Regions from separate parts of the Homo sapiens genome. Here region 2 is linked to region 1. The links are chromatin loops, found by intact Hi-C in ENCODE. Cell type or tissue: K562. All regions are shown on one strand. Each heading gives the region's core, and the rest is flanking DNA. Links, peaks and the distances in the headings are about the cores only. Region 1 has its middle 71 kb from the start of SAMD9. Region 2 has its middle 110 kb from the start of CDK6.

The links. A loop is a pair of places that touch in the nucleus more often than their neighbours do. Peaks named below come from ENCODE experiments on the same cell type or tissue, not always from the same donor. Only the 100,000 strongest peaks of a DNase experiment are listed, where the experiment ranks them.
Region 2: a loop joins it to region 1, with 2.2 times the contacts of the local background. A loop is called at or near these places in 2 of 110 quality-filtered maps.

The regions. Positions count from the first base shown.
Region 1 is chr7:93,044,991-93,049,392 of GRCh38, reverse strand. No RefSeq gene overlaps it. Among named protein-coding and RNA genes, the nearest start is that of SAMD9, 71 kb to the left of the region's middle. In K562, for the core only: no CTCF peak of the experiment used is centred there; a DNase peak (open chromatin) is centred at 2,592.
Region 2 is chr7:92,945,350-92,949,751 of GRCh38, reverse strand. No RefSeq gene overlaps it. Among named protein-coding and RNA genes, the nearest start is that of CDK6, 110 kb to the right of the region's middle. In K562, for the core only: no CTCF peak of the experiment used is centred there; no DNase peak of the experiment used is centred there.

The DNA of each region.
Region 1 (4,402 bases), core at 180-4,179:
ATTATTGACTTACCACAGCCTACCTAGAGTGAATGTTTGACCCCCTTATGTAAAATGTAAAAGCCCAGAAACAATAACATTCCATTAATTCCCAGTCACATGCTATATATCAACATACATTATAATGCCACAATGCAGTGTTTTAAATGTTGCTTTAAACAATGAGCTATGTTTTTTAAAAAGGAAGAAAAAATATTGTATATTTACCTACTTTTGAAAAAACATTTTTGGTGTTCTTTATTTCTTCTGTTGATCTGAGTTGGTACTTAGTATTATTTCCTTTGGTCTGAAAATGTTCTTTTAATATACCTTTAGCAGGTCAGCCTTTATCTTCATTTTTGAAGGATATTTTAGTTGGATGTAGAAGTCCAGATGGACACATTTTATCTTTCAGCACTTTGAAGATGTTGTTACATTGTATCTGTCTCATCGTTTCTGTTGAAAAGTAGGTGATTAATTATATCATTGATCCCTGTATGTGATATCTTTTTCCTCTGACAACTTTGGCTAAACTGTGCCTAGATGTTTGTTTTGTTTTGTTTTGTTTTGTTTTGTTTTGTTTTGTTTTGTTGTACTTGCCTTGCTTGGGGTTTTCTGAGCTTTGTGGATTTATAATTTGATATTTTTCCATTAGTCATCTATTATTTTTTAAATGTTTTCCTTTTCCCTGTCTTCTTTTTCTGGGAAGCCAATTTCATATATATTGGATTATTTGATACTTTCCCACAGGACCTTAAAGTTCTCTTCACACACTGTTTCACATAATTTTTCTTCTCTCTATTCTTCAGACTGGATAGTTTCTATGGATGTCTTCTAATTAACTAATCCTTTGCTCTTAAATTCATCCAGTAAATGTTATTTCAGACATTGTACTTTTTAGCTTGAAAATTTATATTTCATTCTTTTTTAGTTTGCATTTTTCTGCTGAAATATTCCATCTGTCCACTTATTATGACTATCTTATTCTTTAATTCCTTAAACAAATATATAATAGCTAATTTTAAGTCTTTGTAACATCTGAGTCATCTTGGGTCATTTACTGTTTGGTCACGTTTCCCCATTTCTTCATATGTATGTCTAGTACTTCTTTAGTGTATACTGGACATCATAAAGAATACGTTATAAAGTCTAGTTTCTGTTTTTTCCTCTCAACAGTACCGAATTTTGTGGTCCATGGCATTTAAATTACTGGCAGCTCACCAATGAACTTTTAGAGGCTTAATTTTATGCTTTGATGGGGTGTGTTTCCATTGTGTTATTAGTCCTAAAGCAAATCTCTGGAATCTGATAACTAGTCTTTATAACTAAAGCATGAGTTTTCTAGAGTTTAAGTGGAAATCTTGAAAAACTACCAAGCCCCTCAAACTTGGCAGGACTCAAACTCTAAACTCTGTCTTGGTGCAGTGAACAAGAGCTTAAAAATTTCTGTTCTGTTCTTTCAGTCTCTCAGCTACAGTTTTTCACTGGTCAACTTGGAGTTTCCCCTTCACACGTACAGTTCAGGGTCACCAAAGATTAGAGAGGAGATTATGAGCAGATTTGGGGCCTACCTAGCCCCACTGTGATCTTTCTCTCTGGGATTTTTACCCCTCAATTTCCAGATGTTGTGAAAGCTCCAAACACTATCCTTTGACTCCTCAGGTCAATAAGACTGTAGCTTTCTGCTTCAATTCTAGCTGTCCTGCACCAAGTGGAGTATAGAGCACCTTTGGAAAAATCAATAAATACATTGATTTTATCTAATGTGGTTCCTTATTTCAAGGATCAAATTCTCTCTGGTTTTGGGCTGCTTTGTTGTCTCCCCAGTATGTTTCAATTGTTTTCTTTTAATATTTTGTCCAGAGTTCACAATTGTTATCTGTAGGAAGGGCAGTCTGATACAAACTACTGCAACACAACCAGAACCAGAACATATGCAGGCAACTTTTTCATTCTATTTCACTTCAGTAAAAAGTTTTGCACAGGTAGCATAAATTACAGCAAATTTGAAATTTTAGGTGAATCTTTTATTTTTGAATCACAGGTTTCCATTTCTAGATAATCATTGCTTTATTAAAAGGTAGATGCTCCAAAGAGAGAAATAAATGCTTGCCTTCCTTGAGACAATCTCAAAGGAAATGCCATGTCTGTTTTTGTTTAATTTAGTATTTGTAATATAAAGAGGCTTAAGACCTCAGCCTTCTAAAAGTTTTCAACCTGAAAGATGTGAGTTTATTATTATCTATGTGGCCTCCCAGTTTTGCAAATAATCCCTTGAAAACCTCCCTATGGCTGTTTATGTAAATAAGAGATAACTCTGTTTTAATTCATTTCACTGGGTATAGTGTACAAATTAAGGGAAGGAGAGCCAGGTATAAGAATCTAGTGAGCTGGGAAATATGGGATGTTTATTTTGTAGGATGTGGTTTAGAGATTCCTGGTTGGAATGGCCCATACCATAAGAGTTCCGGGTGGGTGCCATGCCACACAGGAAACAATTGTAGCCTGCCCCTGGGAGTAAGCCAGAGAGCTAACAAATTCAGTGTGCATTGTAATGCTTCATCAACACGCCTTCTGCAGGGCCTGCCCTCTCTGCTGGGTCACTGACCTTTATAAGTGCACAGTCATGGCCATCGCCTGACAGGCATGAAAAGGAGACAGACAATGGACGAGAAGGAGACATGCACAGAGGGGGAAAATGCACTCATTCAAGGGATTTACTGGTCAAGGATGTCATGTCCTATGTCCAGTCCCAGAATGCATGTGGTGGTGTTTAAGCCATGCATATCTAGCTACATAAATATAAGGAATGATTATCATCAATATATGAACATAAAAATATCCCTGAGAATCGTGATTGATTTTTGTGGCAGCACAGAACAATGTAGAAAGTAGTTTTGTGCTATAAAATTTTTCACCAATTTATAAAAGCTTTAGATCATTAAAATTGATTAGAGTGTCATACAGCCTGATTTCAAAGGCATTCCAGACTCCAGAGGCGGCATCAGATAGTGACCCGCAAGCTGGGGAGAAAAACATTGAATTTGCATCCTGAATTTGTCCTAAAGGAGCTGTGCAACCTTTGGCCATTTGTTGCAAACAATCAGGCTCCCATTTCTTCATCTGTATACGAGTAGGTGCCATCTTAGTACAATGATACCATTTCCCCGATATTTTAGGATTTCTGTGTTTGTTACTATTCCTTTGCATCCTGAGATGATTCATATAGTTTCTTTTTCAGGAAGTTTAGGAAACATGTTAACACAGTGATTTTCAAAATGAACTTCTGAAACCCTATGTATTTCCCCTGTTCAGTAAGACATACTGGTATTATTTTACATATTGGAATGCCATGTGGACTTTTATTTCTTTTTATTCCATTTTTAAAAGGAGTCTATTTCAAGTCAAAAAAAGCATTTGAAAACCAGTTCTGAAGGATGTTCCTTTTACCTCTGATGGTGTATGATTCTTGTAATGAAAAGGGGATGCATAAATTTGTATCTTTTATTAATAAGCATTTTTCAAAGGCTCTTAACAGTGATATTAAATTAAATGTCTCTCCTATTGATTCTTGATCAAAATAGTGTTCTTATAGAAAAACTATGTATAGCAGATGCATCTGGAAAGGGACATGTGTTCTGAGAACCCCACTCTAGAATGGGAGCACTGTTCTAGAGTACATATACAGCCTCTACCACTACAGAGATTGTCACACAGAGTGGTATTATCACACTGGGTTTGTCAGCATTTCATGGTCTCTAATGGTCTCCTGTGCTTATAGAGCCCAGGGGCATCTCAAAAATGGCATCTTGGCTGGCATTCCACCTCAAAGTGCCTAACAACCCATCTTGCTTCTTGAAGAACTTCTGCTGATTATCAGTGGTTCAGGAAATGTAATCTAATTTTTAACACAAACCAAACCCAAACATAATTACATGCTAAATATGTAGAAAGAACAAGCATATGATGCAGTTCAAAGCCAAATAAACGTGATTTCTATTTTTGATCATTGAAAAGTAATCTTTCTCACCACTGCCTTCTGTAAATATAAGGTAATGTGTGTGAGCCACATGCAAGTGGGTTCCTAAATCCCACTGTATATTTAATATTTATAGTAACTTTCACTCAAGAATCTACTCCCATATGTGCTAGCAATCATTTTTCCACTTTGAAAGCGTGAAGAAATTATTCCCATTTTACAAAAGTAAATAAATTTAGTCCTGGAGAGGATAACATTACAGTTCATTTTCATGTATAAATGGCCTTCCCTGCTAGAGACTGAGCACCTCTATGGGAAAAGAGTGGTGTCCGATTAAATGCTAAGGTGAAAAGTCCAGTTCATCCTCTGGAAGAAAAGAATGATATGTCCTTGTTCATCCCTAAGCCTTCCGGGTTGGAATAACGATAACTGGGATTTCATGAG
Region 2 (4,402 bases), core at 214-4,213, 100 kb after region 1:
TTAACCTAAAGGATTAATAATTGATGTTGAAATACAGTTGGAAAAAGTTGACAATGAACTTCTTTCTAAAGGAAAAGACACCTGGATAGAATATCAGATTTATATATTGACTGCCCCAGATAACAGAACTTTCAAGTGACCAAACTTAAAATCACAAGCATTTTGGATTGAACTCTTTCCAAAATGTCATACATGCCTTCTTGCCATTTTATTTTTTTTTTGAGACAGAGTCTTGCTCTGTCATCCAGGTTGGAGTCAGTGGCACAATCTCAGCTCACTGCAGCTTCCACCTCCCGAGTTCAAGCGATTCTCCCGCCTCAGCCTCCCAAGTAGCTACAGCTGGGACTACAGGCGCATGCCACCATGTCCAGCTAATTTTTTTGTATTTTTAGTAGAGATAGGGTTTCACCATGTTGGCCAGGCTGGTCTCGAACTCCTGACCTTGTGATCCGCCCGCCTCACCTCCCAAAGTGCTGGGATTACAGGCGTGAGCCACCGTGCCTGGCCTGCCACCTTTTTTTTTTTTTTTTTTTTTTTTTTTAAGACAGTCTCACTTTGTTGCCTAGGCTGGAGTGCAGTGACACGATCACAGCTCACTGCAGCCTTGACTTCCTGAGCTCAATCCTCCCACCTCAGCCTCCCTAGTAGCTGGAACTACAGGTACAAACCACCACATCTGGCAACTTTTTTTATTTTTTGTAGAGATGGGATCTTGCTATGTTGACCAGGCTGGTCTCGAATCCCTGGCCTCAAGCGATCCATCTACCTCAGCCTTCCAAAGTGAGGAACCACATCCAGCCCTTTCTTGCCATCTTAAACTGAGTAATGTTACATGCTTTAATATCTTTTGGTGAGTCAAAGATAAGCCTTTTAAATAAGTATGATTCTATGGTATAACTGAATGGTATCCTCAGAGAGAATAGTTGAGATTTGGTGGACTTTTTCCCTCTAAAATGCCTTCAGAACCTTACACCATGTTAGTCCTTTGAATTTTTATAGTTCACACTTTCTCTTTTCACTTAAATGTACCTACCACTGTTAATTTTTTCTTCCCTTTTAATTTGCCTTTAAATTTATCATGTACAAAAAATTTAGCTCACTTAATTTACTGGAAGTGTGTGTGCAAATAAGGTTTTATAAATAATGAGTTTTTCTGAGAATTGTGTGGCCTTCAATGTAAAGTTTGTGCCATAACTTCTCAAGAAGTTTGTTTTTAATAACTTCTGTTTCTTACCTGTCTATTGTCCAGTTAACCAGGTTGCCAGATATGCGACCTCTAATTAAGAAAAGCCTAACTGTGGTCACGTAATAATCATTGATCTTCACTTATTACTAGGCTGCTGTAACCATGCTAACTCTTTGCATTCAAATCTATATTTAAAGTTATAGCAGTCACAATCGTGAATGAAATCTAGATGACTTTTCTTTTCAAAGCCTAGGCATTCTCCCATGCCTTTATCCTTTAGACCTCACGAATGAAACCAGGTTAAGAGAAGAAGACACGACTTCAGATGGGAGTTTTACAACTCATCCCTTAATACCTCAAAAATGGAAGAAAACTCCAAAATTGGAGGGTTTTGTCTCCACTAATCTCAGAGATTAAAGAAGGAACAGCAGTAGGAAAACCAGGAAAAATATGCCATTTTATCCTCCTGAAAATCATGATTCTTCAAAATTCTTTTTGAGTTGTAGGCACACAGCACCATTTGGTGCTATGAGAAAAGGCTTTCATCAAGTAAAAGTTCTAAATCTGGCCCTCAAAAGCCACTAAGACATGGCTCAACCCACATTTCTCATCTTCCATTGCTTTCTTTCTGCCAAACCAAATCCTCCCTGATCCCCACATCTCTTTCATCTCTCTGCCTTTGGAGTATTTATTAGGTGCTAATAAATACTCCTCGGAAGGGGAGGGGAAGTAGGGTGGGGATTCCATGGTCAAATAAATTTGGAAAATGCTGGATTAACCAGCGTAAAATAGGTTTCCTTACTATAGTAAGTCTCAGAACCTTTTACAATTCTAATGTTCATTTAAATCTTCAAAGGTAAAATATGGTATAGAAGTGGTATAGATAACCACTCATCTCAGTCGGCCTAGAACAGTCCCAATGTATACCTGTTATCCCAGCATAATTACCAGTGTCCCTTTTAGCTTTTAAAAATGTCTTACATTGTACAATATGGTTTTCCTAGATACAGCACTTTCTAAATTAATTTGACCACTGTTCCCACTTTTCATATAATACCTAAGTATGTGGTAGAATACAGTTTGGGTAGCATGAACTTTCCCCCACTTTGCCAGGTGTCAATGCCTATCCAGATCTCAAATCCCATCCAGAATAGTTTACACTGCGGCAAAGGCTTTCCTCGTTATTTGTCCTCCTCTACAGCTGAAAGTACCTTGTCCTTCTGCTGAGGATCTAACACCTGCTTTTTACCTTTCCCTTGTGACATTGAGTATTTTCTACCCTACTTTTGGTTCGAGGTTCAAGCCTTTCCACTGTGTCATTTATGGTAAAATCCAAGTAGTGTTTCACTTTATCTTCCTGCACAGTGCCAAACTCAGTAAATACCTTTGATTGGTTACACTGGGTTGCACCTGACGCTGTCCTTGCCTCTCATTATAAAGAGGTAGATTCTCAAAGCAGGCCAAGGCAACTCCTTTTCCTGCCTTCTTGGAGACCTCACTCTGCTGACTGTCCCCTCCCTTTCATATCTCCCACAACACTTAAGCATGCTCAGGATTCCTCCATCTTAAATATGCCTGGTTTCTCTCTCCACCGCTCCACTCAAACGATTCACATCAGGGTCAACAGTCCTTTTTTTTTTTTAACTAAATCCTATTAATACTCCTCATTTGGGTTCCAGCTCAGACTCTGAAATGAGTCTGCCTCTTTGATTTATACTCTCTTTACAAGTCTCCAAAGTTTCTCAAAAAGTTAACATAGAATCGTCAAAAGGCCTAGCAATTCCGCTGCTAGATATATACCCAAAGGAAAGGAAAGGACAGACTCAGATACGTGTGCACCAATGTTCATAGCAGCATTATACATGATAGTCAAAAGGTGAAAATGACCCAAAACTCCAGCAATGGATAAGAAATATGGGTATATTACATACAATGGAATATTATTCAGCCTTAAAAGGAAATGAAATTCTGATACAAGCTACAATATGGATGAACTTTGAAGACATGCTGAGCAAAAGAAGCCAGACACAAAAGGGCAAATATTCTGTGATTCCACTTATATGGGATACATAGAATAGGAAAATTCACAGAGACAGAAAGTAAAATAGAGGTCACCAAGGGCTAGGGAAAGGAGAAATGGGCAATTATTGTTTAAGGGGTACAGAGTTTCTATTTGGCATGATGAAAAAGTTCTGGAAATGGCTAGTGCTGATGGTTGTTCAACACTGTGAATATATTTAATTGCCACTGAGTTGCAACACTTAAAGATGGCTAAGGTGGTTAATTTTGCATTATGTATATATTACCACAATAAGAAACAAAACTGTGTAAAATATTAAAATTCCTGAAATATAAAAACATTCATAGTCAACAGAGAAAAATCAGCCTCATAACTCCCTTTTGTTCAATAAGAATCTCATTCTGGGAGAACACCCGAAGTGGGGAATTCCCAATCAAGGGAGGCGTCCTCATCAAGCATATTGGAAAGAGCTTTCCACTTAAACTTATCTCTAGTCCTTCGGGTTACACAGCCACACCTCATTTTACCAGTACCAATATTTCTGTAAAGTTGTAAGCTAAATCATATCTTCCCAGGTCATAACCGAGGTTATATAGGCAGAGGGGTTTTATCTAAATGAAAATTGCTCTTCAGGTGGTGGCATTGCTCCAAGTTTTCCCTTTGGGTTTATCTCATCCTTTTCTTCCCCTACCTAACACTCCTCTACAAAGAGGATAGTGATTTCTAAACAAATAGGTAAGCAAGGAGAGAGCCAGCTATTTGTAAAATCAGAAGGGGCATCAAAGGGAAGAGGCAACATAGTCCACTCCAGTAAGCACAGATTAACTCTTTTATCGAGCATTAAGTTTGTCAATGCTCCAATTCCCTGCCTGTGGTGTATTTTATACTTGTATAATATACTGTCAGTCATGAATGACCTGCTCCCTATGCCCAGATCTTCTGTAACAGCAGGGAGCCAAATCAGTGAGGGTGATTTCTCTGACTTTTCAAATGCAACACATTATTTGTTAGTACTCATTGGCGATGTCCCTATTGCCTGACAAGAAAGTCCTTACCCCAAAGCCTCACAATTTCCAAATCCCAAGTAAAGCATCTTGCTCCCTCAAAGAGTTTTCTATAAGTCTATCATAGGAGAAAGCCTCTAGTGTTTCAAATTATGAATTTTTCGTGGGGGTTGGTAGTGCTTGGGAGCGCCT